3 separate regions of the Mus musculus genome follow, and all the other regions are linked to region 1. Evidence: chromatin loops called from intact Hi-C (ENCODE). Cell type or tissue: gastrocnemius. All regions are shown on one strand. Region 1 overlaps Stim2 (stromal interaction molecule 2). Region 2 overlaps Stim2 (stromal interaction molecule 2). Region 3 overlaps Stim2 (stromal interaction molecule 2).

Evidence for each region. Hi-C counts contacts between places; a loop is a spot of excess contacts. Peaks named below come from ENCODE experiments on the same cell type or tissue, not always from the same donor. Only the 100,000 strongest peaks of a DNase experiment are listed, where the experiment ranks them.
Region 2: it touches region 1 in a loop (2.1-fold over the local background); 4 of 42 quality-filtered maps call a loop at or near these places.
Region 3: it touches region 1 in a loop (3-fold over the local background); 5 of 42 quality-filtered maps call a loop at or near these places.

What each region holds. Positions count from the first base shown.
Region 1 is chr5:54,093,973-54,101,972 of GRCm38, reverse strand. All of the region lies in intron 3 of Stim2 (stromal interaction molecule 2), which reads right to left. Among named protein-coding and RNA genes, the nearest start is that of Stim2, 99 kb to the right of the region's middle. In gastrocnemius, no CTCF peak of the experiment used is centred here; a DNase peak (open chromatin) is centred at 839; H3K4me3 peaks cover 488 bases; H3K27ac peaks cover 6,479 bases.
Region 2 is chr5:54,033,084-54,041,083 of GRCm38, reverse strand. The region is part of intron 1 of Stim2 (stromal interaction molecule 2); the gene reads right to left. Among named protein-coding and RNA genes, the nearest start is that of Stim2, 39 kb to the right of the region's middle. In gastrocnemius, no CTCF peak of the experiment used is centred here; no DNase peak of the experiment used is centred here; H3K27ac peaks cover 1,884 bases.
Region 3 is chr5:54,008,816-54,016,815 of GRCm38, reverse strand. The region is part of intron 1 of Stim2 (stromal interaction molecule 2); the gene reads right to left. Among named protein-coding and RNA genes, the nearest start is that of Stim2, 14 kb to the right of the region's middle. In gastrocnemius, no CTCF peak of the experiment used is centred here; no DNase peak of the experiment used is centred here; H3K4me3 peaks cover 1,021 bases; H3K27ac peaks cover 6,477 bases.

The DNA of each region.
Region 1 (8,000 bases):
TGTGTGTGTGAGAGAGAGAGAGAGAGAGAGAGAGAGAGAGAGAGAGAGAGAGAGAGGATGTGAATGAGAATGAATTAGGTAAGTCCTCTGGCTTGACTACATCAACTAAAGCCTACAATAAAAGCCATAGAATTCTGAAGATCTGATGTAATCTTGCTGAGCTGTGTTTGGTCTGTATTGTATTGTATTTTAGGAAGAGGCAGAAAGTCAGAGAGGGACCACATTAGGAAAGACTGGATCTGAACACAGGCACACAAAGATAGAAGCTTACTCTATAGCACTTTGAGAGCAACAACCACGAGCAAAAGGATAAACAAGAAGAGACCATAAGAATTAAGTTGGAGGCTTTTCTCGGCTTGCTTGTGTAAAGGGTAAGCTGTTCCAACGGAAGGCTTGAGAAATGGAGAGCTGCATGCTGTCTACACTTAATGTGACGACTGGGGAAAACCACAGCAGAGGGCAAACGGGGCTGAAGACAAGGAGGAAGTGGTAGGTGCAGTGCTGCAGATCCATCTGTGCACAAAGGCTCTAGGAAAAGAGCATTCTCATAAATTATAGAAAATGCTAAATGCACATTTGCATGCAATGTTTTCACACTGCCCTTTTCAATGATCTTTAAAGAAAAAACAAGCAAAGTATAATTAACTAATAAAAACCTTTAAAAACTGTATTGCTAAGTGGCAATTTTATACTGAGACAAAGCTCTTATGTTCTCTTTCTGACACATCTCTACCCTCACACCTGTATATGGGCTGAGCCTGCTGGAGCCACAGAGACAAACAAGTGAGGCTACCAGCCAGCAGCCCAGCCCTAGGGGCCTTCCGCTGAACCTAATCCAGTCAAAGTAGCCTTGTTACACGAAGGCTTCTTCCTTCTGCGATGCATTACATGGAGAACTGCCCTGTCTGAATGCCAAGAAACCCACAGCACAGCTGCAGTGCACACACCCACACAAAACTCTCAGCCAGGAAAACAGGATAAGATTCTCTCTGCCTTTGGATTTTTCAATAGCAAAAAAACCAGTCTAAGCAACCCAACACATCAAGTTTCCAAGGAGACCAGATTCAAAGGAAGAAATGCAAAAAAGCGCACGAAACTGTCCAGTCCTAATACTACTCGACCTGAGTGGACAGCTGTGCTGGTCTAAAATAGCTTTGTTTGTAAAACCAATTCTCTTTTGAATGCATCTTTAAAACAATACCATCCTATCATAAGACAGAGTTACTTGAGGGAAAGAATTGGCTTTCCACTTGATGTCTGGGTTCCTTGCAAACAGCTTTTCTTCTCATTACCAGGACATGAGAAGTTTTGTATTAGCTCCCTCTGCTCCAAATACTCTGCTGGTCTTTCAACCCCTACGGTGGCTCCTTTTTATCCGTCCTCAAAGACCTGATATGAAACCGGTTTGAATCCTATCATCTTCTGTATTTTTGTTGAATCTTCCTTTCTTAGCTAAATTCAGTTCTTCATAAGAACTTTTTTCCCCACAGAATTTAATTAATTTCAATCATCTAGAAGAGAAGGAATTCTTTTAACATCTGCTTTTCCACTAAAGGATGTATAAGTTCCTTACTGAGCACTCATGCACAGTTTGCTGGGTGCCACTTAACTACTGAAGTAGATGAGACTTAAAGAGTGAGTACTGTTCAACCTAGGCTTGTTTGCATAGGAGATCCCCAGTGACAAAGAGCGACCTGAAGCCGCCCCATCCCTCTGCCTACCTGTCACTGACTTTGGAATTGCTTACCAAGTATTTTTGCTCAAAACTGTGCCAATTGCTATAGGCTGACATTTCGGTGATTTTCAGCACACTTGGGAATGGAAAGAGACCGTTGCCAAGAGGTGTACCTGAGTCACAGAGCCACCGTAGCTCTTTAACTCAGGCTAAGTTTTTGAATAAACAGAGTAATAAACTGAGCTACTTTAAAATTCTGTCTTTCTGATTCCGTTATAACAAAAAAGGGCTGTTGTCTAAAGCACTGTAAACTGAACAACCAGCCCGGAACATTTCATTACAGAATGCTGACAGGGAAGATCGAATTCTAAAAATGGCTAGGACACCAATAAAAACTGTTGCTAACATTAACTATGTACTACATACCAGATTTATGAATGTTATTTCATGTGGACACTGTAGCAGCTCTGAAAGCAGTACATTTATTCCCATGCTGAGCCTACAATTTTCTCAAGGTAGAACTCTTAATTAGGTATAAACAAATTAGTAAATGGCCACAGTAGGTTTCAGAGCAAGCTGTTTTTAGAATGGCAGACACTGCACGATCTGCAGCTTCTTAAAGATGCCCTGTGTCCTTGTGGACCCTAACACTCTTCAGCTGAGACTGGCTTTCCCTCTCTTTTCCATTTGCCTGCCTTGTCCTTACTCTCTCTGACTCAAACTAAGAACTCCTTCCTCTAAACATTCTCCCAATGCCCAGTTCAATATTGCATTGGTCTCCTTTGTATTCGTCATCATCTATACATGGATCAACCGTGAGACAAACCAATATACATGTGATGTGACTGTCCTCACAACCTGCCCTCTGATGATGAACACTAAGAGAAGAGGAACTTAATTTTTATTAAAGTGGTTTGCATTTATTTTGTGTGTGTGTACGTATTTATGTGTATAGATATGTGCAAATAAATGTGCACATGTATGTTGTAAGTGTGGAGGTAAAAGGACAATTTTCAAGAGTCAGTTATCTCCTTCTACCTGCAGGTTTCAAAAGTCAAACTCAGAGTTGGCAGCAATCCCCTTCCCCTGTTGAGGCATCTCATCTGCCCAGGACTTATTATTGTCATCCAGCTAATTAAGGAGGTTTTTTTTTCTAAATACACACTTACACATCCATTTCGACATGTACCCTTTAGCTACTGAGAAATGTAGCTGCTATCTCTAGATTCTATAAAGAGACACCTGGCCAAGAGATCATACATTTGATTACACATGTCTATCAACTGATAACTAGAATATGAACTCTGGTCCAAACCCATTGTACTATAGGTAGCTTTTGATTCAAAACACCACACTAACACTTGAGATATTTTCTCTTAGAAATTTAGTGCTAATAGCATACAAGTATAAAATGTTACCAACAAGTAGTCTACTGTAAGCAGCTGCCTAAGTGGACTTGCAGTTCTAGAGATGTCCGGGATACACAGGGGCTACACTAACGTTGGAAGTAGTAACATAAAAGCGCAGGAGAGTTATGCTAACTTTTCGTGATAGAAGATATGCCTGTAAGTTGGGAGAGGCCCTCTAACAACCTGAGGATAATATTTCAAAGAGCGAATAGTTCAGGGCTTCCGTGCTTCGTTTTGTTGAAGCAGTGTCTCTGTCCTGGAGCTTGCTATGAAGCTCAGGCTTGGCCTCATACTGCAGAAATGCACCTACCTCTGCCTCTGCAGTACTGGGTGGTAGGAAAGGGATGGTGAACAGAACCAGAGCTCCAGGAGAGGTAGCGGAGGGTACAGGATACAGTAGAAAGACAGCAGCTGGAGATTCAAAGCTTTTGGGGTTTTTTGCTAACAAGGCAATTTCTGCAACAGTAAATGTAGTTCCTCGGTTGAACAAAGAAAGACGCTGTGTTGCATCAGCCCCGCCTACACTCTACTCGCCAGCCCTACCACAATGTAACTATTTTGGAACAGAACTTGAAAAAGAGGAAAACTAGGTCTAAGAAGTGAAAGCTTTTGGAAAGCATGGGGTGCGAGAATGAGAGTTAAGAGATAGGAAGGGGTGGACACAGCCTTCAACAGAGAGGCCACCTCAGCCCCGAGAAACAGCCTTCTAAGAATGCCATGGGCCACGCTCAGGACACAGCAGCACACAGCTGGGCTACAGCTGGATCAAACGCCCTAGCTGGCAGGGATCTCTGCCCCTGAATTCTTACCTACCTACTGGTTCGACAAAATAGCACGACATCTAAGCTGTCTTATTTTGCTAACTACCTGCTAGAATGTCGTGCCTTACTATATCGTGGGCGTCCATACTACACGAGATACTATTATATTCCACTGTAAAATTATCATTTTAAGTATTCGATGAAGATGTAACAATTCTTCCTTTGAAAAGAATCAGTTCTGTTCTGAATTGTCTACTTGTGGTCCTGGAGTTGTAATAAAAAATAAGCAATACTACTCTCAGGGTATCTCATTTCAAAGGCGCACTGGAGAATCCTTGGTTGTAGAAAAGATCCCAGAGGCCTAGAACATAATGAAAGCACTAATTTACACATGTCAGCTGTCAGGAGTGAAGAGCATATTGTGCTTTTGTTCCATTCCCCGACTTAAGTATACCTGATACTTACAAATCAGTGTGAAATTCAAACTGTAAGAGAATATACTATACAAATCACTTGTTCCTGGCATCCATAAAAATCAATCTTATAAATCCTATAAATTTTACAAAGCCAATGCAGTCACTAGCCTTAGAACTTACATTAAATTACAGGCCTGAAAATAAAAAAGTTTCTAAAGTCTCATTTAAAATTTAAGATAAAATTTTAGTTAATATTAGCCCTCCAAATCTTAAAGATGTTCATAAATTCATCCAAACAGTAATAGAAAAATAACTTCTAATCATAAAGCATTTGTGTATGTAAAGATACAGTGACAATTTCCAATTAACTATGCTAAAAGATTTCTATGGTAACATACTTCCCATGTTGAATTCTCATGAAATTCATCAATACTATGGATATTAGTATGATATATTAAAACTATATACATATATATTATATCAAAAATGATATTATTGTGACTTTTGCCTTATACATCAGGAAGCTATGGATCAGACAGTTTAGTAATTCCCCAATTCATACTCCAAGTAGGTAGTGCATATGGAACCAAAATTGCTGTGGGTGTCAAAGCTCAAACTATTGACTGTCGTGATCTTCCTCCTTCCCGTACCTTTTTTCATTCTGAGAAAATCTCAAACTACAGCCAAGTTCACTGTTGGCTGCAGCAGAGCTTGACCAGAGTGGATATATAACTCTGCCTAGCTATTAGCTGTTGTTGCATAAACAGTTACAGGCTTATGTTCTCAGTGTCAAGAAACAACTGGCAGAAGAGTTACTGTAGACAAGTGCACTTCTGCCGTGATTAGCTAGGACAGTGGGTCAGTTCTGTAAAACTAACTACACTATCTTCAATTATAGCATGAAAACAACCCTATAAAATACCAACAGGTTGGTATAGACACAAGGGAGGAAAAATCACAATGTTATTTAACATTGTCCATTATAAAATGTTCAGTGCTCGCTGTTCTGACATTTTTATAAAAGTCTAAAGACATGATGGCCAATGTTTGAAACAGTAGCATGTTTACAAATATATTCTAAAACAATGTACCAATACAGAATTTATTAGAATTAAATTCAATTTCAAATGAAAGACTTTCAAGTTACAAAGCCTCAGGAGTTCTCATTACACTGGCAGATGTAACTTCTCACAGGAAACTTCAAATAACCTAAGCTGTAAAAAGGCAGGGCTCTGCTAATGAATCTTTAACCATTTTTTAAACTTTACTAAACATGAGAGAAAGCAACTCCTTGTATAGAGGTGAAGAAGCTGCAGGCCTGCTCATCTCTTCTCAGTTGGTTCCATGGACTATGTACACTCGTCACTTGTGACTGACACCATGACAACCAGCTGCCAGAGAAAGGTTTATCTTTAGAACAGGGCCAGAATGTGAGTTCATAGTTGCACGTCAATCAGCAAGACATGTCTCTGACATGGTCTAAACCCCTGCATCATGCTATATTTGGACAGCTAAAGCCATGCCCTGAACTTGGGAAGGTCAGGTATTAGTAGTTGTGCTAATACCTACCCTCGTGTATTCCTTGCCTTGTATCATGTAAGAACTTTGCAGAATTTTTAGAACTCAACATGATGTTAGCAAATGTCTGGATATTCAAAATTTAAAACTAAGCCGGGCCGTCTAAACTGAGATTTTAAAATTATGTAAAATTAAGTATATTACCAGTGGTTATGTCCATAAAAAATGGTGAAGAGCAATAAAGGCATAAAGAATTCAGAAAAAGTATAGAAATTATTCATTTAAATATGTCATATGAACATAAACAACTGGTTTTATTTTATCATCACAAATATAGGAACTAAAATACCATGCAAGAGAAGTTTAGAAATGTTTTCTTTAAAAAAAAAAAACTCAAAACAGCAATACACTCAATGACTACAAGAGAAAGAAATGTTTAATCAAGTTTTCTTAAACATCTCTGTGTGTGTCACAGAACAAATTTATGATCCTATGAAGAGAGTGGCTAAATTGTTTATGCATTTCCCCTCTGTATCCAGATTTCTTCTTTTAATACTGAATTGAGGCTATGGCAAGATGGCTTCACATTCAGCAACTTGCTCCTCTTGCAGCTGAGCAGGGTTCAGTTCCCAGCACCCATATCAGGTGGCTAACAGCTGCCATTCACGCCAGCTTCTGGGGATTTGCAGCCCTCTTCTGGCCTCCATAGACACTGACATGATGACTATCTTTTTTTCTTTAAAGACAATTTCATACCAAATCAGTCTCTTTAAAGATGGGTGCTGTTTCCTTTACCCAAATAATTTCAATATGTCAACCACTGTGAAGTACTTAAATAATGAGGAGTTGCCAGTACGTGAATACATGACAACCGATTCTGTTAAACTAGGAGGACAGGAAGAGGTCAGCGCTGAGTAATTGAGTGGCATTTCTAGATAAAGTAAATTTCTTCTAAAGTGTGGCTGTGTTTTGTAAAGTGATGAACATGCTATTTTCTAAAACATATTAAACAAATATATATATATATATCTAAGTAATATCTTTAGAATCTTTGGTTTTATTTTCTGCCACTTTTCTTTTAAAACTTAAAGTTATTTTTTAAAATATAGCTTCTTCAAGAAAACAGAAACAGCAGGTGGAGCTGGTGTGGTGGGTGGGAGGGCCCGGGCCTAGGAGGAGGCTGTGAGTGAGTGCATCTCCATCACCAAGCTGGTCAAGGACATACAGACCAAGTCCCTGGGGGAGATCATTTGATCTTCCAGCCCACTAAGAAACGTGAGATCGCTGACTTTTTCCAGGTAATGTCCCCAAAGGATTAGGTTGGGGCAGACCAGCAGACCAGGTTAAAGACTTTTGTCACTACTGAGGTGTGGCGGTTTGAGTGAAAATGGCCCCCATGGGCCATAGGGAATGGCACTATTAGGAGTTGTGGCCTTATTGGAGGAAGTGTATCTGGGGGTGGGCTTTGAAGTTTCAGATGCTCAGCTCAGGGTCCACTGTCACTCTTCTGTTGCCCTGTTGTTGGACTGGGATGAAGAACTCTCAGCTACTTCATCAGCACAGTGTTTGCCTGTGTGCAGCCATGCTTCCCGACAGAATGATAGTGAACCAAACCTTCACCTGTAAGCCAGCCCCAAATATAATGTTCCCTTTTTAAAGGCTGCTGTGGTCATGGTGTCTCTTCAGAGCAATAAAAACCCTAAGACATGGGGATTACAATGGTCATGCTGGTCTGAGTGTTAAGTGCCCCAAGAAGGTAGTCACTGCCATTCAAGGGTCCATCATCTTGGCCAAGCTTTCCACCGTCCCTGTGCGCAGAGACTGGGGGAACAAAAGTGGCAATTCCTCACTGTTCCACGCGAGGTGACGGCCACTGTGGTTGTGTGTTGGTGTGTCTTCTCCCTGCCACCACAGTCGCTGCCATTGTCTCTGCTCCCGTGCCCAAGAAGTTGCTGCTGATAGCTGGTATTGCTGACTACCACACATCAGCTGGGGGCCACAATGCCACCCTGGGCAACTTTGCTAAGGCCACCTTTGATGTCATCTCTAAGACTACAGCTACTTGAGTCCCAACCTCTGGAAAGATACCATGTTCACCAAGTCTCTTCATTCGAAATGCACTGACCGTCTTGGGAAGCCCCCAGCAGAATCTATGTTCAGACGCCCCAGGAGCCAGCTCTGGTTACCACATAGGGGCTTTATACAAGAAAAACAAAATGAA
Region 2 (8,000 bases), 61 kb after region 1:
TTCTTCCCATGGGGAATGTTTAGGAAAGGAAGATGTTCATATTGCTAGCTAGCTATTTGACTTTGGAGGAACATGTTAGTCTGACAACATAGTTTTGTTATGTACTGGTTGGTTCATTGGTTGGTTGTTTCGATCAATTATTTCAAGAAATTCTTTATGTTTGGTAATAGAAACATACATAGTTTTCCAATCGAAAAACAGAGTCCGTTACCACACCGATAAGGTCTCAGGAAAAAAAGAAAAACACAAACCAACCAACGAAACAGGAATTCCTTCTCCTACTTCTGTAACAACGCTATCCTACTGTCCTAAGTAAGGAGGGAGGAGCCATGCGTGTGTACAGCAGCAGAATGTGGTCACAGAGCTTGTGTCAGCAGCATCTGAGAAGCTATGTTAACACTGCATAAGCAACCTATAGGAAGTCAGCCAGCACACAAGAAACAGTATTTTTGTTGTTTTGAGAGGGAAAGTTTCACGAAGCCATCGCATATTAAACATTTACACTTTCTGTTCTAACATTCAGAGCTACAAAGCTTACTGAAACCATTACTGATAATTAAAAACATCCCAGCAAACACTTTTAATGTTGCCTCTGGCTTTAAACATCCCTCCCCAGATGTCTACTAGCCTGTGTAAGACATTGGCAACACAAGAGAAGCCAGAGGACACTGAGCACTGTAAAGCGTCCATGCAGAAACACGGGAATTAGTATGCTTAGCAAGATTGGCAGGGAACTCTGAGAAATAACTTCATTTGCTAAAACAACGTTTGCCATCTTTTCCACATGGTATTAAACAGCATACAATTCAAACATTGATTTTTGCTTCAAAATAAGTAGGCAAAAATGAAAGCCATTCATAAATGATACCTCACATACGCCCAATTGGTTCATTAGCAATAACCCCGAGATCATTTTTTTCCTCACTGAAGTGTTTCTCTCCATTTCATGGTTTCTTCGTAGCTATGCATTCTCATCCTGCCCTCCAGGCTTTGTGGCAGACAGGACTATAAGTTACAAGGTCAAACGATCTGAGTCAAGTGCAGTCGTGCAGCCTATAAGCCCAGAACTTGGGAGACGATGCAGGATTTTAAAGGGCAACCTCAGCTACACAGTTGAGTCTGAGGCCAGACTGGATCACATGAGACCTGGACTCTAAGGGAGGTGGGAAAGAGGGAAAAGGAGTGCAAGGGAAGGGGAGGAAAGGAGGGAGGAGGGGCGGGGATGCTCAGCCACTATCTAAACCTCATGACACTCAGGTATTATCCTCCAGACTCTATAAGAGCATACTCCTTCTGCTACAGGTGAACTTAAGCTTTGGAGGTTGTTCCATAATCAGCCTACAGAACAGTGATCTAGAGATTAATGTAATTTTCTGGAAAAGTAGTATTAAAATATGAAACATATACAATTAACTGAAAGTTACCAGTTGCTAAGTATACTTATACAATATAATTTAAGATACTGTTGTTTTATGAATTGCCCATACTAGTTTCTCAATATTAACTAAGCCAAGTGCAAACTACTCAGGGGTTTTGCTCAGTGCTAAGTTTCCATCACCTGGAATACCACCTGGGTCACAGCAAACATGAAATTCAGTATTTGTCTATTGAACCAATGAAGGTGGGAAGGAAGGAGGGGGAAGGAAGGAAGGAAGGAAGGAAGGAAGGAAGGAAGGAAGGAAGGAAGGAAGGAAGGAAGGGTGGGTCAAAGAGTTGGCTGGCTTGCTTTCTCTCTTCTCTCTTCTCTCTTCTCTCTTCTCTCTCTCTCTCTCTCTCTCTCTCTCTCTCTCTCTCTCTCTCTCTCTCTCTCTCTCTCTCGACAATCTCACTATGCACTCCTGGCTGCCCCGGGACTTGCCTTGAAGGTCAAACTGGCCTTGAACTCAGAGATTCTCTTATGTCCGCATGTATCACCATACATAACATATTTAAGTTGATTTTCATTTACATTTGGTTGGCTTAATTTTAATTTTTTCCTTTTTCTATGCAACAATCAACAAAGTATAACTAAGCCACAACACATAAACAAACAAACAAACAAACAATGAAACATTTGAGGTCACAGCAACTGCCTTTTACAACTGCTAGGCATAAAACTTAAGTCACTCCTCTTCACAGAAACACTATCCAGTATCAGGAAATCTGGAAGCTCTCCCCTCAAAACATTACCGAGACTGCCCCTTGCAGCACCATCCCCATCTCCTACACAGATGTTCCTCCTGCTGTCTTCCCTCTCCTTTCAACAGACGGACCCATGGCCACTCACTCCCCTACAAACTGCCCCAGCCTCCTTCCTGTTCTTGTTTCTCAGCCTCCTTCCTGTTCTTGCTTCTTCATGGTATCTTAGTAAAGTCATATCCCCAGCTAAGTGCAACGTACTTACACCTTGCTTCCGAATGTGGCTGATTGTGTCTTAAACTCATACACAACCAGAGATCTCACCTGCTGCAAGGACAGACAGACAACTCCCTGGTATAGCCAAGCTCCCATTCTTTCACACCGATAGATAGATCGATAGATAGATAGATAGATAGATAGATAGATAGATAGATAGATAGATAGATAGATAGAGATATTACATGCCAAGTTGCACACTTTGAAGTATGAATTCTTTATTGAATGTTTTAGCTACAAGTCAAAGAATTTTTTAAAAGAAACTTGTCATTCTTTTCTTTCACATCATGCAGTCACGAGTACTGATAGGAGACCTGTAACACAGGGTTGGATATAAAAAAAAAAAAAATTTTTTTTTTGGACCCTACAATTGGGAGGGGAAAAGCCTACCTGAGGCACTGCGAACAGTTAGTTCCTTTTTCATCTAATTCTCTCTCAATACCTTGGCTCTATTATTTTTAATTAAACACTTACTTTCTTAATAAAAAACAGATCAAACAGGTGGGACAGTCTGACATTCTCCTTGGCATGCACTATCATTACAGTCTCAGAAATAACCTGCCTTCCTGGGTTTTCCTCCAAGCATAACATTGTGAGATGGCTTTATTATTCTCGGCTCTTTAGAGGCCTCGTTGAGCTTAACCTTTACCACCATAAAGGAGTTGTCAAGATCTGTGCCACTAAGAGTAATTTCACTAAACTTCAGTAAACTACCTGAAACATACAGGAAGGATTAGGAATCAATGACCAGGAGCCTATTTGTGCCTGTTTATGGCACAAGTCTAAGCACTTAACAAAACACATTGGCAATGAGAGAATCGTGGATATATGAGTGTACCGAGCTGAGTTGGATTTTGCACAGAACACTCATATAGTTTCAGGATGTGGATTTTAATGATAACAGACTAAGGAGGGGACAAGTTGTCTAGCATCACAAGAATAAGAATATAAGCTAAGCCAGTACTACAATGAGACAGAAATAAAAATTACAACTTAAATTTTACTGTATCACAGACTCTCACTATGCCCACTCTGGCACACCACCTCCATTATATGAAGCACTGCACCCAAAAGGAAAAGCCTCATTCATAACCAAGCATAAAAATAACGACCATGTCCTCTGCATCTTACAATTTCATAAAAGGATGTACCTAGGTACATAAAGTAACACTTATTTTAGTTGTATAAACTTTATTATTAAAAAACTAGCAAATAAAAATATCACAAGTAAAAACTAAATTTTAAATGATAATCTATAGTAGCCTACTAAATTCATACCATCATATACTTTTATTTCTGGGCCTCTTAAAACAGATCACATTTAACAGATAATTCAAGAAAACTCTACCTACCGTAATATGACTATAGGAACAGTGCCAATACCTCTCTTCCAGCAGGATATAAGAACAGGGCAAGATGCAAGGTAATATTAGATAGGTAGAACTTGCCAGGGAAGACATGGTGTCAAAAAGGCTGTCAATTGCTGCATTACTCTTACCCTTCAGAACTCAATCAGAAATATCTATGAAATGGTTTCAAATGATGTAGAATGAAGGGAGTCATTCACAGAACAGTGCTGTAATTACACTTGGAGGTAATGTTAGCTACTGCTACATAGGTGCTACACCCACTGCTCTTAGCATAATTCAAACATTTAGCTTTCATCTACTGTAAGAGCTTTGTCACTGGGAAATATGATTTATGCCCTTAGCAATTAAAAGCAGTGTTCTTCTCCTATCAGCAATCAAAAACTGATCCAAAGTTCAAGGGTAGCATGGTCTAGGGATACATAATGTTAGCCCATTAAGAGGAAAAGTACTGGCTCTACCTTTAAGGCATCCTGACTTCCCTAACGGACCCTGTCTGTCCCGGTACTACCCATTCAGCATTGGCACATAACTGCTATTTTACAGCGGTTTCTGTCACCTCCACATCAGTTTCTCAAAGGGAGAGTGCAATTTCACAGCAAAGACCACCAACTCATGCATCAGAACTCTTCTAAACTGCAATTTCAATGTTTACTACAATGTCATCTTCATCCAATCTCTTAGGGGATTTTTAGCATCCTCAAATGCAAAGTTAGCACACATATTTACCCTGAGCTGAAGAGGGATGTAAATAATAATACATGGTTAGAGAAAATATGTTAGCCTGTCCAGTACCTAATAATATCCATAACACCTGAAAGGGAACATTCATTACAAAAGAACTGGTCTCCTCTTCAGTAGCACGAGTTATCCTTCGTACTGACACCTGTAATAATGTCTTTTAAAGAAAATACTCTGATTTTCACAGAAAAAACTGCAGAAGCATACACAACATAAATTTGCGTCCACCTAGTCCTTAACACTCACATCAATCAAATGTTAAGCACATACTGAATCCTCATGGAAGTTAACATTGAAACAGAGACCGTTCACTCAAACTATTCACAAAGAGCATTTGATGTTATTTACCACCTTACAGGAGTGTGTAAACAATAGGACTAAAGACAATTTTCAGAACTTACTTTAAAATACCACTTTTTCTACAAACTGTGATTTTAAAGTTGCCTTAGAAATCTTATGAATTTCACAAGCAATAAGTTTCCCAGAAGTTAAAAAAGGAAAAATAAATTCTTATATGACATTAGAAAAAAAAGTTCATATAGAGTAATATGGGGGAGGAATTTCTGGCTAGCTAAAAAGCCTTCGCTGTACAATATTTTCAAAAGCTCAATTAATAAGAAACCTTTCCATAAGTGGTATCAACTTGAAGAATTTGAAGGAAAAATAAATTATCTGTGGTACATATATGTAGGAAACCAAAGAATTAGTTAGAAAAAAGCAAACACAGAATTTTCCATAACAATAATAAGTCAAGATTTTACTAAAACTATACTGGAGTGATCATTTTTCAAATAAAATTTCAACTAAATTCCAAGTGCATTTGGTGCAGTCACATAAGACTTTATTCCTCACTATATTAAGTGAGTTTTAATCCTCAAGTACTATAACAAGGCTTTCATTGTGTGGGTAAGAGGGGGGAGATCCAGTAACTACTTTGACTGCAATTTTAATTATTGGTAACTTAAGAAACTACTGAAGTCTTAAGATTCCTTTGTCCTTGTGATGTCACATGTACTCGTTCTGTCTAAGCTTTTGAGAAAGATACACCCAGCCGGGTAGCTAACAAGCCAGCACTTCTCAACGACTTCATGAGAAAGAAGGCAAGCAGCACGTCCATCCGAGGCCCTGGACAGCAGAAAGCCTGGGCTGAGCTCTCAGTTCTGTGCACTCGCTGCCACAGGGAAGCATGGACGGCTCTCTGGTTTCCTCGGCCTCAATTTTCTACAAGCTGGGGGATGTAGACTCAACAGTTCTGTCTCACTCTAATCTCCCTTAAACATTCTGTCCTTCCTCATTAATTTTGAAACCTTCACTTATATAGTTAATAATTCAAAAACTACTTCTCAATCTACTCTCTTGGGTACTATATGAAGTAGTTATTTGTATTACAAATAAAGTACTGAGGCCCAGAAAGAAACACTGTTAGACCCAAAGGTAGAACCTTGCTCAAAGATTCCAGAATGATTCATGATTCAGAATTCATACAAATATAAGCAACAGCAGCAATAATAAAATAGTATACTACACAACTTACTTTTAAATGTAACTTGATTCAAGAGATTCTTTGAGCCAGACCTCATATACCCCAGGCTGGCTTTCCACTGATTTTACAGCTGAGGATAACCTTGACCTTCTGAACTTCCTGCCTCCACTAGCCACTTGTGGGAACACAGGAGCGCATAACAAGGTCTGGTTTTATGCAATGCTGAGATCAACCTCTGAGGTTCCTGCAAGCTAGACAAACACTCTACAAACTGAGCTATGTCCCCAGTCCAGTATCTATTTCTTTAGAAGTAGCATGTGCCTTTGAGAGAGAGTGCAGGAGGGGAGGGGGAGTGGGGACAGGGAGGTGGGGGAGAACAAAGCTAGTCTACAGTAAAGTGTTAGCCAGAAGAATAGCTCTTATGTGAACCACTGCATGGTTATGCCAGACTAGCTTTAAAAAAAAAATTTACACCTGAGAAAGTAACAAAGGTCAATTCCGAACGTGCATAGATGACATTAAAAAACTGGCCATCTAGGATGTTCTCTTACCTTATGCTCTTAAAAGAAAAAAGATCAAGTTAACAAACTTCTGACAATTCACCCGTTAAGTCCACAGGGAACTGTTTAAGGACAGATAATTTCATTCAGGAGTTCCAGCAATGATCAAGAGAAAAAGAATTCCACCTTGGCAAACTTTTCCAGCAAACAAAGAAGAAATGGCCTCACTCATGAACAAAAATATAGAACTCTAAATTTATTAGCAAATTTAATTTAACCACAAAAAAACCCCACAAAACTGAGTTAATTACAGGAACTGAAAACTAACATTAGAAAATCAAATAGGGATTTCAAAACCCTTTTAAACCAGCAATAGGCAGTGATATATTTCCAAGTGAAATACCATGATAATTTAGCACTAAGAGATTAAAAGTAGAAAACGCATATGATTGTGGAACAAACGTAGAAAAGCATCACATGAAACTAATACAGCAAAATGTACAGGAAGAGAGAAGAGTATTCAGGTAGGAGAGGGAACCTCCAGGAAACACTGCTCTCTAGAGCTCAGGACAAGAGAAAGGCTGTGGCACATTGCAAGTCCCCTTGGGGCCTAGAACTACACCATAAAGAAAAAGAGACACAGTCTCAACTATAAAGTCCCCCAGAAGAAAATATTTCCTCCAAAGGTGAAAATAAAAATAAAAATAAAAATAAACAAAATTCAACTGTACTTGCAGATAGAAAACAAAATTTTAAAAAAATGTCCTAAGCATCAAATGTTCCCCAAAGTTGACAAATTCAACATAATACACAAAGAAAATGAAAGGGAAAGACCTCAGCAGCGTTGTCGAGTCAATTACCAAGTCCTGGAAGGAGAAAAACGAGCTTTTCCGCTGCCTTCTCCATAAGGACTGTATTTTAGGAAAACTAAAAACTGGATTAAAGCTCTTGACAGCCAGCTAATAAGTAATTGACAGAGTAACTAAACTGAAAACTACAGATTGTAACTTCGGTTCACAGCTATAGGCAGCAATCATCAATACTTAGGATCAGGAGAATGGTTAGTAAATCATGTCCATTAGGTTAAGACTTTAAAGACAGGGATAAGACAGATAAACACACTGACCCAACTGAGAAGCAGAAAGCAGTCAGTGGACCCGCTAACCATGTGACTCGTGGGACAGGAGTGACTCAGGATGATGGCCTGGAAGCACATGGTACCTCGAGGAAGCATGCATATATAAAAATCTAAGATAGATCTATCCAAGTTAATCTTGCTATCAGTATAGAAGAAGCAATTAGAACCAGTCAAATGACATAGTATCAAAGGAAACCAGCCAAATCAAAATTAGTCCACACGACATATGACCCAGTTTCTCTAACAATTCAACTGTCCATGGGGGAAAAGGGTCTGTCAGAAAATTAATTAATTAATTAATTAATTAATTAAAATAAAGTAGGCACATGGTAGAGCACTTGCCTACTATACTGGAGCCTAGATTCAGTGGTTCCTAC
Region 3 (8,000 bases), 85 kb after region 1:
TATAAAATAATATAGCAAATACTTAGAATACCAACGAGAAAAGGATTACTTGAAAAAGTCAGTTAAGCTTTTCCAGAATTATGAAAAACAGCAAGCAGAGATCTAAGAAGGTTCGCAAGCCCTACCTGAGCAGTCGAGTTACAAGGTGAGCTCCTGCTGCACACTCAGTAAGTTACACAGCAGTAAGTTACTCTCAGGATACCTGAGATGTCAGCGCTGTAAGAGTGAGGTCTGTTTTGGCTCAGAGTCTCAGAGGGTCCAGTCTGGTGTCAATGTGCCCAGCTGCTTTGGGGCCTATAGTGATAGGGCATACATATCCTGGCAGGGAACACAGGGTGGGACAATGGTGACAACCTCATGAATCAGCAAACATAAAGAAGGAATCAGAATCTCAGTCCCCTTAAAGAGCATGCGTGACCCAGTGACCTGACTTCCCCTCACCAATCTAACCCCACAGAGATTCCACCACCTGTGACCAATAACATCACAGGCTGGACACCAAAGCTTTAATACATGAGTCTCTGAGGGGGAATTCAAGGCCCAAACTACACCAAGACTGTATTAAAGATATATTGTAGGGAAGTATACAGAAAGGAGATTTTGTGAAAATATATTCTGTGATCCTTAAAAAGTCAACATGGGATTTCTTAATGCTATATAAAATTAACTAGAAGAAATGCACCAAATAGAATTAAGAAAAGGTAGTAAGAGATGTGTGTTGTGAGAGAGAAAGAGAGAGAGAGCGAGAGAGAGAGAGAGAGAGAGAGAGAGAGAGAGAGAGAGAGAGAATATGACTGACTTTGAACTCTTAAGTTCAATCCTGCATCAAGAATGAAGAATGAAGCTTCCTTCCATGTGCTACTAATGTAGCTACTCTGACTGCATTGCTTTGAGCTGTAGGTATTCAGACAACATTGCTTTGACCAAAAATTGTGTTTAGCAAATACATTAAGCAAAAGCAGATAGTTATGAGTTGTGTGAAACAATTACTGTGCATAAATTCAGCATATCCTTGGGAATGACAATTCTAATTTATGAAACCCTGTATTTGTTAGCCATTCTCACTAATATCAGAATATATGTGAGAATGAGGACTAACGGGATCTAGTGACCAACAGGAGTAAAACAGAGCAGAATCAACTCGGAGTGCACAGCTAGGGACACAACACAATAAGGAAACACTCGTGCACAGCTCGGGGCTCAATGCAGATTACTTAGTGAATAAAGAAGGAAAGTCAGAATGCCCAGCATCACGTCTCCTGACAAAAGATCCCTACAGGAAACATTCTAACCCAACCAATACTTTATGTTCAGTAAACAGCTACCACATCAGCCATCCCAAGCAGAGATAGTCAAAGGCTTATTAAGTAAATTTAGTATTTAATAAGTTTAATATTATTTAATAAAAGTATTTATTTATTAAAGGTGTGAGCCACCATACAGTGGTGGCTCACACATTTAATCCCAGCACTCAGGAGGCAGAGGCAGGTGGATCTCTGGAGTTCGAAGCCAGCCTGGTCTACAGAGTGGGTTCTGGGACAGTCAGGGCTATACAGAGAAACCCTGTCTCGAAACAACAACAAAAGATAGTAAATGAAAATTAACTCTTCTAAGTTACAAATTAAGAACGTGCAAATTATTCTTTATAACGGTGTTTTCTTTTAACAAATACAAAAATGAGAGTCCCTATAGTTTGCATATCCTCACTCTGAAGACTCCTTACCCCCAAAAAATCTTGGTTATTTAATTTCAAACTCTGTTATGAGTTTCTTCATTATGATTAGGAAGAGACTAACTCTAAGCACACTAACTTGGCCTTTAAGCAAAAGCAGCTGCTATTTCCCTAGAACTCAGAGACTGACTGAGTGCAGACTTACCTGCTAGTTCCTGAATAGAGCCACTTTCAAACTGTCACATTATAAATTAGACATCCTAGGATAACTTTAATATCTATTTTATGCCATGAAGAAAAATAATCCTGGTCTTCAGGAGCTTAACATTCAAGATAGGTGATGATAAATCTCTCAAAACTGCCAGCTACCTACCTAAAAAAAAAATCAACTTTAAAAGACTTAAAATGCAAAGCCAAACTTTCAGTGTACTACAAAAGCTACCAGACAATTATATAAGAAAGTATATAAACACAAATATTCATATGTATGAAATTGAAAGGACCAGCTTATTTCTGCAAGATCTTAAAATGCATCTATACACACAGACTTGGTAGTGCACAATTGCTATCTCAGCGCTCGGGGACAGAAGGTAAAGAAACCACCACTTTCAAAACGCCACTCTGGACTCCACAGAGAGGCCCTGTCTCAAAAATAAATAACTACATTGCAGCAGCCAGTAGTACAGTGATTGGCAGATCATCTAAAGTCTCAGCCACCCAGGATATACAGGCAGGGGGATCATCTGAGCCCAGGAGTCTAAGGCCAACCTAGACAACCCAGCAAGATCCCATCTCAAATAAATATAGCACAGTACATAGCGAACAATCTAAGCGTCAAAGTTTATAGATCAGGGATCTAGTTCTGGCTTCTGTAGGGCCGTAAGGTTGATCCTAATGTAAAGCACATATATATGCTTTTTACAAAATTCACTGTGACTTGTATAGTTGATATTATAAATAAATAAAAACTGTCAATAAATAAAAAGCAATATGCTGCTTAGCTTCAGCTAAAGGCAATCATAAATGAGCAAAGTGCCAATTTGTTCTGAATACAATCAGACAACTATAATCAAAATATTAAAGATGAAACCATGAGAAAGACTATGATTTTAGCTTTCTACTACTGTTCTAAAACTTAAAAGCTATCACACAGAATACTCTCAAACTAAGAAGCAAAATGTAACTTTATACTTGATGCCAAATAGTGAGCTTATAACTCCTAAACTCACATTAACTGCACTTTTTATAGGTTACATAAGTGTTATTGTAGTCTTTTATTTTTATGTGCATGTGTGTTCCTGGGTAAGTTTATGGGCACTGGGTGCTTATATGTTCCTGAGGAGGCCAGAGGGCATCAAAGAGTTATAGGCACTCGTGGCAACCTGACATGGATGCTGGGAGCCTAACCCTGGGTACTCTGTAAGAGCCTAAGTGCTTATAACTGCTGAGCCATCTCCTCAGCACCTTAACTACCATTTAATAAAATGTCTTTTAAAGCCTATAACACTACAAGTTGAATAAAATTCCAGGCTCTTAAATAATCCCATCAATGTAATTACCCTAGACTCTTATAAAAAGGTAGCAGATTATCCAAGTTCATGACTTAAGACAAATGAGTAATATATTAGTCATAGCCACTCAGTTTATGTAAGTGAAAACTGAAAGTTGATCTCATAACGTTTCCCTATTAGAAGCTAGCAATCACAAATAAAGATGAGTTACACAGCTCTTCCTCAAAGTTCTTCCTCAAAGTCACACCAAAACTTTCATGTACCCCTCAAGATAGATTAAGTAAGAGCAGATTCCAATAATTAAATCATACTACACTCCAGACTACCTGTTTTTAAAAACTGGACCCTGTGTCAAAGAAATAGATAAACCATTAATCATGATATAGATTAAATGTATCAATAGCCACAACAGACTCCAGAAACAAACCTTCAGACTGTTAAGTACTTATAAGTTCTGGGACAACTTTCTAAAGACACTTGAATAGATACCTGAGCAGGCAAGGAGTCACAGCTCACTGCGAAGAATTTGGAAGACTTTACAACAGGAAAACATGGACAAGTAGGATCCATATCAAATGCTGCCCAGTGCTGTATCTTCATGTTTCAAAGCAGTACACTGAACACTGAATATTTTTTATAAATAAGCACCAACTGAATGATGAGTATTTAGAACGAACTTTGAGAGACAGGGCAATCTGAGATGAAAGGAACATAAAGCAAGAGAATAAAGGAGAAAATAAGGAGAGAGCCCAATTTTCCATAAGCATACTCGAGATATGCAGGTCAACGATTTTTCTCCACCATCAACCTCATACACCAAGTTTCGATCTAACTAGTGGCATCTAGAAAGATGAAATGAACAAGAGAGAGCAGTGCCAAATGACTGCGTTTAGTACAAACATGGGGGAAAGATGAAAAGAGCTGAGAAAGGGGCAAGCACAACCCCAGGATTGTTTTTGTAGGAACTGAAGCAATGTCTCAGCCCCTAAGGGCACTTGCAGAGGTTCTCAGCACTAACTCTAGGTACCAACCATCTGTAACTGCAGTTCATCAGGTTAAACTCCCTCTTCTGACCTCTGTGCGCACCAGGCACACATAAACACATAATACAGACACACATGCAGACAAAACACTCATACACATAAAATAAAGTAAGTATTTTTTTTAAAGACAGAGTTCTTGTTTGTTAGATTGTTTAGCTTGTTTAGCTCTCTCTCTCGCTTTCTCTCTCTCTCTCTGTCACACACACTAATATGGCTGGAGTGGAAAGAGTCACGTAAAATGATGTTTACTGAGCATTAGTGATGGCTTCACTCTTTTATATAATCTTTACAACAAAACCCTTCAAGATGGCTATGGTACTTTAAAAAAAAAAAAAAATCACAATACTTTTCCAAAGCTCGTAAAGCTAATTATGTCATTCCCTCAAAGAATCTCCACTTTGTTCTAAAAGGAGGCAACAATATGCTGGTAAAGTGAGCCCCTTCTCCCAGCTGTGGAGGGGAGTGGGGGAAATCATGGTTGTCCTAAACAAGATATCTCTTTCCCTTTGGTAATAACCCCAGCCTGACTAATGAGGCACATGAAGAAATGTGCCGGGGTCTGCTAGGAACATGGGATGCCAGGAGGATGACACCATGTACGTACGTCTTGGGGACTTTAAGCAGCACACTCTAAAAGTGGTCTTTATTTCCTCTGTTCCTGTCCCAGCAATGTCCCAATCCATACACAAGCCAAATCAATTCTGTACAGTTTCTCTTCTCTAACATTCTACCACCACTCCCTCTGGACAGAGGATCCACCTGCCTAGACAACCTCTCTGTGACCATTCTTCCTATCAGTATTCCAAACAGCAGCCAACAGATCTTAAATCATGCAAAACAGTGAAGCCCTGCACACCTGTCCCAGTCAGGTTGTAAAACGCTGCTACCACGTATGGATTGACATGGCAAGCACCCAGTGAAAAGTAAAAGCCATATATACTCAGCAATCCCACTTCTAGATATCTAGCAAACAGAACTAGAAGCAGGATGTCAGAGAAATCAGTACACTCGGGCTGGTGAGATGGCTCAGCAGGTAAGAGCACTGACTGCTCTTCCAAAGGTCCTGAGTTCAAATCCCCGCAACCACATGGTGGCCCACAACCATCCATAATGAGATCTGAGACCCTTTTCTGGGGTGTCTGAAGACAGCTACAGTGTATTCACATATAATAGATAAATAAGTCTTTAAAAAAAAGAAAGAAAGAAACAAAGAAATCAGCGCACTCATGTTGCCAACATTACTTATACCAGGCAAAATGTGTCCAGGGAGGGAGGGAGGGAGGGAGGGAGGGAGGGAGGGAGGGAGGGTGGGAATGTGGTCTGCATACAAAGTCTCTGCCTTGAAATTCTGTTATCCATGTTACAAACCTTGAAAACATTCTGCCAACTAACAAGTAAGTTAGTAACAATTTGGCAGATACTGTAGGATTCTACTTGTACCAAATACCTTAAGTAATCAAATTCACAGAAACAAAAAATGTAAATGGCAATTGCCAGCAGTTGGAGAAACAGAATTAACAGCTATTTCAGTTTTATAACATAAAAAAAAGTTCTAGGAATCAACAATTTTAAAAGATCTAACAATACTAAAAACATACACTTAAAAATAATTTTGTTTTTTGTATTTTCTATCATGGCCTGAAAAATTATGCAGAATAGACAACAAAAATTAGTCCTATTATTTCATTTCCCTCTTTAAGATGCTTCAATCCTTCCCATTATCCTCTGAAAAAGTTAAAAAATAGGGAAAGATCTAGAAGGTTCTGTACCATCTGGCCCCACTCTCTTCAGCAGCCAGATCTCATGCTGATCTTCCCCCTCTAAATATGCTCAGACAAAGCAGATCGATCTCTCTCTCTCTGTCTCTCTCTCTCTCTCTGTCTCTCTCTGTCTCTCTCTCTGTCTCTCTCTCTCTCTGTGTGTGTGTGTGTGTGTGTGTGTTGGGGCTGTGCTGTGTGTGTGTGTGTGTGTGTGTGTGTGTGTGTGTGTGTGTGTGTGTGTGTTGGGGCTGTGCTGTGTGTGTGTGTGTGTGTGTGTGTTGGGGCTGTGCTATGTGTCCTTGATATGGAGATTTTGAGGAAGGGTTCTCACTGAAGCAAGAGCCCATGGACTTGCTAGTCTAGCTGGCCATGAACTACAATGACCTGCCTATCTCCACCTCCCCAGATCTGGAATTACACTCATGTTTCATGCCCTGCTTTTACACATGTGCTCTTTACTGACTAAACCATCTCTCCAACCTAGAATGAGATATTTAAATCAAGTAATTCAAATTCTTTCTTGCCTTGGGATCTCTAACTAATCTCTATCAATACCTCTATGTGGAATGTTCACTCTCAACTCCCTTCAATTACTATCACTAAAAATATGACCTTAGGATAGGTGGTAGTGGTGAACTTATCCCAGCACTCAAGTTGCAGAGGCAGGTGGATATCTGTGAGTACAAGGCCAACCTCGTTTACAGAGTTACATGACAGTCAGAGTTACATAGTGAGAATTTGTCTTGAAAGAACAAACAAACAACAACAAGGCCTTAAACCATGCACAGTGGTGTAGGCCTTTAAATCCTGTACTCCAGATCTGGGAAATCGCTGTGAATGTGAGGCCAGCCTGGTCTATATAGTGAGCTGCAGGATGGCCAGAGTTACATAGTGAGAACCTGTCCCTAGAAAACAAAATGAAACAAAACAAAATATATATGATCTTCAGGGAGCTGTGAAGGTAAGTAAGCAGTTAAGAGTACAAACTTTGCAAAGAGCTTGTGTTTAGTCCCCTCACTGGAGAGCTGACAAGTACAAGCATGCGCAAGCACACACACACACACACACACACACACACACACACACACACACACACGCCCATGCACACACCAAAAATATTTAAAAAATAAATGCAAATTTATTGTACTAAAAATGTGACTTTCCAGCCAGTGAGATTGCTTGCTGCCAAGACTGTCAACTCAATTCAATCCCTGCAACCTGAGGTGGAAGGAAACAACTGCAACTTGAGGTGGAAGGAAACAACCACAAACATGGGGGGGGGGGGGTAATAGATTTTTTTTTATTAATTTAATATGAATTTCTTTGCAGCTTCTCCAATTAGCACACCCTCCTAAAGTTAGCAGGTGCCCCATGACCTCTCTGCCACACTATTCTCTATTTCATGTATTCTCTTTTGTTCTTAACAGGTATGTCTCATTATTTTAAGATATTAATTATGCTCCCAATTTAAACAGTAATGTAAGTTCTAGGAGCCCGTGAGCCTTATAACTGAATACATCAGTGCTCCTAACACTTCCATAAGCCTGTAATACATCTGACACCCAAGGATTCACTAACTCAACATTTAAAAGTGCTCTTGAGTACACACTTAGCCTGGAAAGGCCCTTGGGACCAATCTCCAACTCCAATTCTTTTTTTCTAAATCATCCCAAGGTTATTAGTAAATACATATAAAAATACACATTAATGATCTGGTTACTTAGTCACACAAGTGTCTTCAATGATACTGTTATTCTGTGTGTTCGTGTGTTCAGATGCATGTGTACAAGCCTGTAGGTCAGAGGTTAATCCACAGACTCCGTCTACCTACTTTTCTGAGATAGCCTCTTTCAATGAACTAGTGCTTACAAAGTAGCCTAGGCTGGTAGGCCAGCTCCCCCAGGGATCCTCACCAGTCTCGCCTGGTGCTAGGATAGCAAGTGCATGTCACCACAGCAATGAATTCCACCAGTTTTGATGATGGAATGCCTGCTCACAAGTAAAAGTGCCTTAT